2 separate regions of the Homo sapiens genome follow, and region 1 is linked to region 2. The links are chromatin loops, found by intact Hi-C in ENCODE. Cell type or tissue: heart right ventricle. All regions are shown on one strand. Links, peaks and the distances in the headings refer to the core of each region. The heading gives the core; the rest is flanking DNA. Region 1 holds the start of LOC105372092 (a long non-coding RNA gene). Region 2 overlaps EPG5 (ectopic P-granules 5 autophagy tethering factor).

The links. Hi-C counts contacts between places; a loop is a spot of excess contacts. Peaks named below come from ENCODE experiments on the same cell type or tissue, not always from the same donor. Only the 100,000 strongest peaks of a DNase experiment are listed, where the experiment ranks them.
Region 1: it touches region 2 in a loop (2.1-fold over the local background); 14 of 110 quality-filtered maps call a loop at or near these places.

Annotation. Positions count from the first base shown.
Region 1 is chr18:45,712,394-45,717,773 of GRCh38, reverse strand. The region is part of intron 6 of LOC105372093 (a long non-coding RNA gene); the gene reads left to right. It overlaps LOC105372092 (a long non-coding RNA gene), which reads right to left and starts at 4,625. Exons shown (of 4, transcript XR_935422.3): 1 at 808-4,625. In heart right ventricle, for the core only: no CTCF peak of the experiment used is centred there; no DNase peak of the experiment used is centred there.
Region 2 is chr18:45,852,669-45,858,048 of GRCh38, reverse strand. EPG5 (ectopic P-granules 5 autophagy tethering factor) reads left to right here. Exons shown (of 44, transcript NM_020964.3): 42 at 1-196; 43 at 2,362-2,476. Among named protein-coding and RNA genes, the nearest start is that of SIGLEC15, 30 kb to the right of the region's middle. In heart right ventricle, for the core only: no CTCF peak of the experiment used is centred there; no DNase peak of the experiment used is centred there.

The DNA.
Region 1 (5,380 bases), core at 213-5,212, 140 kb after region 2:
GTGTCTGTGATCTCACAATTAAACCCACATCAACATGGACAATGAATTAAACATTGTTGAGTGAGATGGAAAATCCTAGGCAGAAACTTAAACACCCTTGTGATATGATGAGTAAAACAATATCCCCATGTGGACTTTTAATGCCCAACATCACTTAGCATTTTGGCTCCTTCTGACTCACACTTTTGTAAAACCTGGGGTCTACAGAACCCCCAAGAGACTTGACTGCCATGTAAGTCTCACAACCAATTGCTCAATAGCTTTATTTTTATTTTTTGTAACCAAGGGGTCTTGCTAGGTTGCCCAGGCTGATCTTGAACTCCTGGCCTCAAGCAACCCTCTCACCTCAGCCTCCAAAAATGCTGGGATTATAGGGGAAGACCACACTTGGTCCTCAATAGCTTTTTATCCTCAATGTTTAATAAGGAGAAATTCATTTTAACATCCATGACAGCCTTGAAGGATGAAGTTACCCAGGGGCATCCCAGGTGGTTGGTGGAGTACCCAGAACTTTGTTCTGTTATCTAAGATTTCTCTTTGAGGAGATGGTGGGGGGCTCTGGCCTTTTCTCTTGATTATGGCAAGAGATGGCATTATGGTCCCTAGAGTAGCCTCAAGCCTTTTTTTTTTTTTTTTTTGCTTCAAGCAGATTGTTCCATTTATTTCTCTACTTGGTGTATTCCATTCTATTATTTAAAAATCATCCTAATCCTAATCAGAAAACCTTACAATATGACTTCCTCATGGAGGCCATTCACTTTTATAGTCCTTCCTTCAGTAGATTCACACTGGGTAAAGCCATCTCACCTGTTATTATGCCTTTCCTCAATCCCAATGTGACACCCATTTCCTACTCAACTTGGCTTCTGAACTTTCTTGTCCATTAGAGCCACACCACCTTTCTCATTTCCTCCGTTCACTCATCCATCGTGTAAGAGATGCCAAACACAGGAGGATTCCTAAATGAAGAAATGTTGTTCTTGATGTTAAGGATTTTAGTTTGGTGAAATTCTCTATCTTTCAGAATCTTCTCCTCAGCTCCTAAATGTGTGTTGCCTCCAGTGTTGGCTTGGATTCTCAGCTCCTTATGTATTTTCCCTTGGCAAATTCCTGTATCCTACTTTCTTTCCCATTCTGCTTCATCCCACTACAGCATGTTATGTTTAGCCAGTTTATTGGAAACAGTCCTGGAGAAGGAATGGAGAGATACTAGTTCTGACAAGGTTGCCATTTCATTTATTGGCTTCTCAATTGCTCACTTCTTAGGAGAAGAGTTGGGCTAACTCAGCGATTCCCAGGCTTGTCTGCACATTGGAATTACCTGGAGAGCTTTAAAAAATGTGGATAGAGCATCCCTCCCCTAGAGAGTCTATTGTAATTAGTTTGGGGTGTGGGGGGGTTTAAAGTTTTCTTGGTGATTCTAACGTGCAGGCAGGGTTGCGAACCACTATGCTGAATCTACTTAACGCTAATTCCCCACTCTCTAGAACAAGGAACTGCTTCACAGTGGGATCAGGTAGATTTTGGAGTTTAATAGACCAGGTTCAATTTCCAGCCAGCAATGACACCTCAGGGAAAATCACTTCACCTTTTTGAGCCTAATTCCACTATGAAATTAATGAAGATTAATAATATCTACCTTCCAAATATAAGGATCAAACAAGATCATAGAACAGGACAGGCATTCAAGCAAAGGTAATTATTATTATTTCTCCTAAAACAACAGTTCCTGTCTCTGACTTCATTATTTCCGCCAATGGTGTTACCATTATCTCAGTTCCTAGGCTCAACAAATGCTTGCTGAGTGAGCACCAGATGGTGGAGCCGATCATCCTTCCTTGTGAAGGAGAAGTGAAGGTTAAATTTCACTCACTTTGGTGAATGTTTTCAGGTCTTGCTACTCACAGTGTGGTCCCCAGATCAGCAACATTGACATCCCCTGGAACTTGTTTAGAAATGAAACATCTCAGTCCCACCCAGACCTTCAGAATCAGAATTTGCATTAAGTAGGTCCCCAGGGGATTTGTTTGGAAAGCACTGCTGTAAAGCATCCCTGTCCTTGAGACTAGGTGAAAAGGCATGAATTCAGCCCCTGGAGTGGGGACAGTTTACAAATTCCGATGTCTTGTTTGGAGATGCCATGGTGAGCCCAAGTGAGTCATGGTGGCATTCCAGCTGGCAGCAGGGAGTGTGCCGTTGCATGCTGGGCCACACCAATGGAAGGCAACACTCTAGGCCAAGCCTTGTCCTCCCATTAAACTTCATCAAGTCACTCCATCAGGTCCCACCCTCTGCGTGGTGCTGGTTGCTTCATATAGGTTTGGTGGGTGCCTTGAGGCCATCAGTTACCATGAGACATCATCACATGTCACGGGAGGGTGATGCTTGCACACACAGGGGCAGGGCTTCCTCCAGCCCAGGGAGTCTGGCAGCACCTTGTGTGGTTTAGCCAGAGGCCTCTGCATCCTGCCCACTCACAGGACTGACACCCGCTGCATTGCAGGAGCAATCCCCACCCCAGGGTCTCAGGGGACTTCTTGAAACATTTTCTTGGTGGGTTCCATGCCCTGGTTTTTCCACCTTGGATTCCCTGATCTTTGTAAATTCAGGGACCCTGCAGTAATTCTCTCCTATACCACACCAGTATACATATGACTTCTTTGTCCAAAAGGCCAAAATAACAAAACACTGTGTGGAACTGTACTTTCTGTAGCCTACATTATAAAAATAGACATTTTGAAGGCAATTTTCTAAATGACACTGCCATCCCATCTGCTATCCCTCCTACCCCAGGACAGGGGTGGGTAAGCATCTTCCATTATGACTGCCTGATGGAGAAAAGGTCAAACTTCAGGCCACAGTCATTGGCATGCATCTCCCAAAATATTTCTCTTTCCTCTCACCGTAATTACAGGATCTTGCAACTGTCTGCTTTATAGAGCTTCCCCACTCACTGGCTAGCTTCCTGAGGGCAGAGTCTGGGATGGTCTTGTTTACTGATGTAGCCCCAGGTTCAGTGTCTGGCTCATGGAGATTCATAATAGTTATTTGTTGAGTATATGGATGAATAAATGGGTGAACGACTCTGATACTTGAAGACTAGGATGAGTTCCTGTGAGGTCCTGAGATAGGGTGTGTGTGTCTCTAGGTTGGCAGGGAAGTCGGGGTACAATTCCTCTAAATATAGCCCTCAGAGCAGGGGTCCAGAATTGTGACTGGGACAGGTAGCCCAGGGTCAATGCCCTTGCCACTGGGGACACACACAGAGCTCATAGGTCCTGTGGCAGGTGAATCAGCCTTATGCACCAAGCTCCCAGGATGCCAGCCTTGGAGATCTACCCCAAGGGGAGAGGCTTTAGCTTGCTTCTAGGACTGCCCTGAACCTGGGGAGTGTCAAGCCTCAGTTCTAGGTGCATAGATTGGCCAGTTCTGGGAACACCCGAGCCATTCTGAAGCTGGCAAGCAGGAAGGAAGCCTGTATCTTCAGGCCCTCTTTGGCAGAGATCATTGTGGATGACACAGAACAATACCAATCCCAGCTGCCAAACCCAGAGGCCTGAGGCCCCTAAGGATCAGGTGTGGAATGGGACCGGTCCTTCCTTTACATCGTGGTCACAAGCTGTAAACTCATGATCCCTTGGCCAGTTCACCGCCTTCCTACTTTCCAAACTCAGCAACTTCTCTCAGGCTGCAGGCCATGCCCTTCCAATTAACTGTCATTTTTCACCCCCAATTTCCCATCCTACTGAGTATCTGGGTAAGTCCTCAGGACTCCAGGGAATGGTGTGAGGTGTGAGATAATTCTTGCACCTGGGGAGGCAATAAGACACAGGGAGCATCAGTGAAAGTCAAGGCTGCATAAGATCAATGGTGACATTGGGGCAAAATAATGCTTCTTCCTTAGCACACAAGGGGTTTGTAATATCATTAGCTAAAAGGGAACCCATTATGTGGTCTTCCAGGGAGGGACGGGATGCCCATCAAGTTCAATCAAGAACTGCCAGATTTTAAGTCTCCCTTAAATGATACTATGTGATATGCAATTAAGTGCTAAATTGTGGGCAGACACAATTTAGGATTAAGAGAGTTTGGGTAATATCAGTAGAGTCTAGAGTAAGCAGAAGGAACTTTACTAAAGATGTTGGCCTAATAAGGCCCTTAATATTTGAGTAGCATTTAGCGAAGGCAGGAAAAGAGAGAGTGGCCTTCAGGGGAGAGACTTAAGGATAAGCTAAGAGAAGCATGGCTTGTTTTAGGGGCTGCAAACAGCCTGTGATCAGACTAGAAGGTGTGTGCTGTGAGTCATGGCCTGTGAATCTAGCCCCCACTTATGTCCACAAGGAAAGCACTGTTTCTTTATGTTTGCATAAGGCATCAGAACTGATAGCATCTTCTGACATTCCCTTCCTCATGTTGTATGATACAATGACCAGACATGGAGCCCCTACTGCCCCTACCAAAGGACTCACCATCAAATAAAGTACAAGTAAGAAAAATACTATATTATCAAAGACAAGATGCAACTATGAATCCTATGCCATTTAAAATAGCAAAATTATGCTCTACGTTCAATAATATGGGCAATATGAACTAGAATGCATTGGGATTTCCTATATAAAGTAGGATTCAAGTAATAACTATAATAACAGTCTATATAACTATATAACATGTTATATATATAACTACATAACATTCTAATAACTATACAACATTCAAGTAATAACTATATAAACTGTAAGCAAATATTAAACACAGAGCAGTCTGATTTTTCTTCTTAACGTGGGAGAAATAAGCATCATTTGCCTGCTCTCTATTTTCCATGCATTTCTATGATTCTCTGTAATGATGGAAGGTTTCAAACACTTTCTACTGGTCTAAAACCTCCTTTGGCCAGGCATGGTGGCTAACATCTGTAATCTCAGCACTTTGGGAGGCCGAGACGGGTAGATCACTTGAGGTCCGGAGTTCGAGACCAGCCTGGCCAACATGGTGAAAACCCCATCTCTACTAAAAATACAAAAATTAGCCAGGCGTGGTGGTGGGCACCTGTAATCCCAGCTACTTGGGGGGCTGAGGCAGGAGAATTGCTCGAAGCGGAGGTTGCAGTGAGCCGAGGTTGTGCCATTGCACTCCACCCTGGGTGACAGAGCGAGACTCCATCTCAAAATAAATAAATAAAAATAAAACCTCCCTAAATGCAGCAGATGCTTGATGCCTGTAGCTCCAAAGTTCTGCCTGTTTTCGTATTAAATAAAGAATAGTAACAAATAAGAAGTGGTGGTTGCCACTTTAAGAAAGTTATGAAAACCTGCCAAGTCATTAGGATTTTTTAAAAAGTTCTTTACAACTTTGGGGCTTCTCTGAAAACAAGGGTGTTGGA
Region 2 (5,380 bases), core at 331-5,330:
AGCTGTTTTTGTGGTGGCACCAAGTCCTTCAGCTCTCCCTCATTCAGACAGAGCAGAATGACTCCGTCCTGACAGAATCTGTCATTCGAATTCTGCTCTTGGTTCAGAGCAGGCAGAACCTCGTGGCTGAGGAGAGACTCAGCTCTGGGATCCTGGGGGCAATTGGGTTTGGCCGGAAGTCGCCTTTGTCTAACAGGTAAGGAAGCGCCTTTCTAACACTGTTGTTCTAAATAGGCCTCAGACATCTGTACCTACTTACAGGTTGTGATATACTTCAGTAGGTTTTTCGACTTAGGATCTAGGTTCTCCAGAAAGATTAATGGAAAAAAAAAAAGAAAAAAAAAACAGAGCCTGATTACATCTTTACATTCTAAAAAGCATTTTTATTTTTTCTTACCTTTAAAAAAAATTTTCAATTCAAACAGTATTTTTAATAGTATCTCCTGTTGTGTTTGGACTTTGTAACCTAACTGCACTACTGATTTCTTTTTGGTTTTGAGCTAGTCATGGACGGTATGCGAGCATAGTTTAAAAGCCAAGTCAGCTGGGCACTTGAGGCGTTCAGGGAAATCCAGAACCTGTGAGGGACTCAGTCTAGTGAACTGTAAAGTCGTCAAGCTGGGTTAAGATCTGTTGGTGGCCAGGCGCGGTGGCTCACACTTGTAATCCCAGCACTTTGGGAGGCCAAGGCAGGCAGATCACTTGAGGTCAGGAGTTCGAGACCAGCCTGGCCAACATGGTGAAACCCCGTTTCTACCAAAAAATACAGAAATTAGCCGGGCATGGTGATACATGCCTGTAGTCCCAGCTACTCTGGAGGCTGAGGTGGGAGAATCGCTTGAACCCGGGAGACAGAGGTTTCAGTGAGCTGAAATTATGCCACTGCACTCCAGCCTAGGTGACAGAGTCAGACCCTGTCTAAAAATAAATAAATAAATAAATAAATAAACACAAATATAAAAATTAGCTGGGTGTGGTGGCAAGCACCTGTAGTCCCAGCTACTCAGGAGGCTGAGGCAGGAGAATTGCTTAAACCCAGGAGGCAGAGGTTGCAGTCAGCCGAGATCACACCATTGCACTCCAGCCTGGCCAACAGAGCAAGACTCTGTCTCAAAAAAACAGAAAAAATGAATAAAAGGCCTGTTGGTAAGAAGGATAAGTAATGAGAAGCAAGTCTGGATTTTTGTTGCAAAAAATCCCAAGGCATGGAAGAATTTGCCATTAGCTCCTGTTTTCTCTCATAATACTTACTTACATCATGGTTTCCTTTTCAAGCCCTTGTCAGTGTTGAAAAGAGTTTGCAAACTTGATGATGTCAGCATTCTTGTGGAATAGCCCATTGTGATGTTGTAACTTTGGGACTCACTCATTCCAAACCAGTTAACGTCATGTTTTTTTGTTTGCGGTGGAAGATAGCAGGACTGCGAGATTTTGTTTTACTTAAATTTGGCTTGCGTCTTTTATTCTTTTTAATTGTGATAAAATACACATAACTTAAAACTTTCCATGGTAACCATTTTTATATGCACAATTCAGTGACATTTAGAACATTGACAATGTTGTTGTAGCCATCACCACAATCTAGCTTCAGAACATTTTCATCACTCCAAAAGGAAGCCCTACACTCATTAAGTAGTCACCTCCATTCCCTTTAATCCCCGTGTCTCTAGTAACCACTAATTGACATTATGACTTTATGTATTGAATCCTATTTTGGACATTTCATATAAATGGAATCATATAATGTGTGGCCCCTTATGTTGGACTTTTTTCACTTAACATAAAGTTTTCAAGGTTCATTTATGTTGTAGCATGTATCCATACTTCGTTTGTTTTTATGGCTGAATAATATTCCTTTGTATTCCACATTTTGTTTATCCATTCATTAGCTGATGGACATTTGGATTGTTTCAACCTTTTGGCTATTGCAGATAATGCTGCTATGAGCATTTGTATACCAGTTTTTGTTAGAACATCTGTTTTTAGTTTTTTGTGTATACCTAGGAGCAGAATTGCTGGGTCCTATGGTAACTCTATGCTTCACTTGTTGAGGAACTGCCAAACTCTTTTCCCTAGTGCCTGCACCATTTACATTCCCACCAGCAATGTGCAAGGGTTCCAGTTACTCCACATCTTTGCCAACACTTTCATTCTTGAATCTGAATTATACATATATTGTTTGGATGGTGATAATGGATAAAACTTCTTCTTGATCATATTTAAGATTTTCCTGAGAAGGTGAACAACACAGTAGATCTGGAAATGTGTTCATCTTTTTATGTCATAGAAAATATGGTGTTTATTTCAAAATGCTTACTTTAATAGCCATTTACTTCTTCTGACCTCTCCCTAATGCCTAAGGTTCCGAGTGGTTGCCCGAAGCATGGCTGCCTTCCTTTCAGTTCAGGTTCCTATGGAAGATCAGATCCGTTTGAGGCCTGGCTCTGAATTACATCTGACCCCCAAAGCTCAGCAGGTCAGTATATACAATGAAGGGTTAGAAGTTTGCCTGCACATCTTCCCTAGAAGGCAGGGAGGTGGCAGCCGTAGCCTGTGCGCGTCATGACATGATGCTCTGTGGTGGTAGCACAGTGTTCCCTTTCATGTGCCCTACTTACGGGAAAATGGTTTCATGTGCCAACCTCCAAATTTTTGTAGGCAGTTGTCTAGATCGCTGCTACTGTCATTGTAGAAAAGTAAGGCCAAACGAAAAGTCTGTCTAGCATTAAATTTGGTTCTGATAAGTGTGAATATGCACTTATCTACCACATGCTTGGGCTGGGGCAGGGGCTGGAGCTGGGGACTGGGATCTCGCACAGAAGATGTGGCTACAGTTGGGATGGATGGAAATTAGCTGAGCTTTAGCTTGGAACCGAGAAAGTAGTTCCTGTTTTGTGAGTCTGAAGGTTGACTATTGTTGGCTGATGCTAGAATAACCTAACATGGACAGAATGGTAGCTAGAAATTATAGCTTCTTCTAAAAACATGGAAGGCCACATTCCTATAACCTATGGACATGCTGGCCAGGTACAAAGGTGCACAGTAAAAAATGATGATCAGCATTCGTGAGTACTCCCTCTGTGCCAGGTACTATTATAAGTTTTAACTCGACCAATATTAGTGAGTTAAAGCTTTAACTCATTTAATCCTCATAGCAATGCTATAGCACAGAAACGACTTTATTTTTTAAGACAGGGTTTTATTCTGTTGCCCAGGCAGGAGTGCAATGGTGTGATCATATCTCACTGCAGCCTTGAACTCCTGTGCTCAAGCAATCCTCCCACCTCAGCCTCCCAAGTAGTTAGGACTACAGGCATGCATTGCCACTCCTGGCTAATTAAAAATTTTTTTTGTAGAGACTGGGTCTCGCTTTGTTGCTGAGGTTGGTCTCAAACTCCTGGCTTCAAGCGTTCCTCTTAGCCTCAGCCTCCCAAGTGTTGGTATTACAGGCATGAGCCACTGCATCCAGCTGGGAACTATTATTATCCTGGTTTTTTGGATGAGGAAAGAGAGAGAGAGAGAGAAAGGCTAAGTAATTTGTCCCAAATTACACACCTAGTAAGTGTTGGGGCTGGAAGTCGCACTGGCCAGTCTGGCTCCAGGCCTCTCCCATTCCCTGCTCTGCAGGGCTGTCTCTGTAAGTGCTCAGAGCTTGAACACCTTAGCTCCTCTGCTGGGGCAACTTTGTCATGTCTAAGCCAGCCACATGCAATGTCAGATCTTGGTTATTAAGAGCAAGGATCAGACAGAATAATTAGCAGATTAGCAGGTTCTCCACAGGGATCTGGGCTTATAAAATAGCTGATAGTTGTCACTCATTGCCTAGACAGCTGCTGTTTGAATCCCCTATTGTCTTACATGAAACATCCCAGTGGGCAGATGAATATCCTGAGGGCAGGTTGTGAAGTCAGTGAGATGCAGGGTGTATTTGAGAAGACTACGTCTCCTGTGGCCACCAGTACCTGCAGCATCAGTTTCTTGCTTTAGCTGGGGCCCTGGGCTGCCCAGGCCTGGCCTCTTTGCCTTCATTTCTTTGGACTTAAAGTGATGACTCCCTGTATGTCCCATACATACTTGTCATCAGGATTTTCAGATTTGAAGAAAGTTGTCTTTTTAGAAAATGATTATCGTTAGGCAAACTGTCAAAGTAGACTGTTTGGGGGACTAAATTTAAAGAAGGAAAAGAGAGGGAGAGAGACAGAGGGACACTGTGATTCATGGGAATGCCTGTCCCAGTTGATTCCTATTCTTAAATTGAACTCTGTTTACATAGCTCTTAATTTGGTACCCAGATACCTTCAGTTTATTTTCAGCCCAAAGACTTCCATCTACAGCCCTCCTGGTAGTTAATTTCTAAAATTCTGGTTTATTTATCATCCTCAAAAAAATCCCCTCTCTTATGGTTTTTGAATCAAGCACATTCCATCTTTTAATACATATTTTCTAGTGCAGTGGTTTCTGTAAAAGGGACAAGGAGGGAGTGGGGCACTCCATGGTGGGGGATGTGCCCCAGTGAGGAGGGGAACACCGTCAGAATCCTGGGGTGGATGAGCTTGTTAAGTTGGAAAACAAAACTCCTCACCCCAAAAATCAAGAGCCATTGTTGATTTTTTGTTTTCTCCATATACAGTCTCTTCCCCTTCTCTTCTCCTACTATGAAGAAAGGAATAATCAAAATTCTGGAGTCAAAGAATGCTTTTCTTTCCTTCCTCTGAAGAGAGGCATGGAAACAGTTTCTGCCATGATTTTGTGTCATTTGTCAGATGGATTCGGGAGGAACCTATGTACTTCATGCTTGTTGGCTGATTTAACAACCTTCTCACTTACTCTTGGCAGCACTTAGCAACTGGTTCCTCTAGAATTCCTTTCCGTTAGACAGTTTCATATAACATTATCTCATAACCTAGGAACATACCCAACAGCAGATTGAACAGATTTCACCTTAGCAAGATGAGGCTGGTGCCTGGGATTTCCGGTTGCGCCCTAGAACGGAAGGAGTGGACAATCTGGTGGGGAGGACCCCACAGGTGGGACTGGGGAGAACGAGGACAAGGCAGGCTTTAGAAATCGGTGTGGCAGGTGAGGCGCCCAGCAACAAGAGCAGCCTGCCACAGCAGTGGCTCTTGGTAAGGCAAGGTTGGGAAATGGCACAGAACAGAAACAGGGAAGGCTGGGTGTGGGATGCTGCAAAGGCCACAGAGGCTTGGGCTGCTGGCCTCCTTCTGGTTGTGGTTAAGTTAATCAATGCCTGCCTTCCGGACTCCTGGCCTCAGTTCTGTAGGCCTCCTTCCCACAAGGCTCACAGTTGAAGTACACAGTGATAATGGGTGTGCTGTACCTCTGGCAGTCACATTATGTGCCTCTATGGAGTTAACCCTCT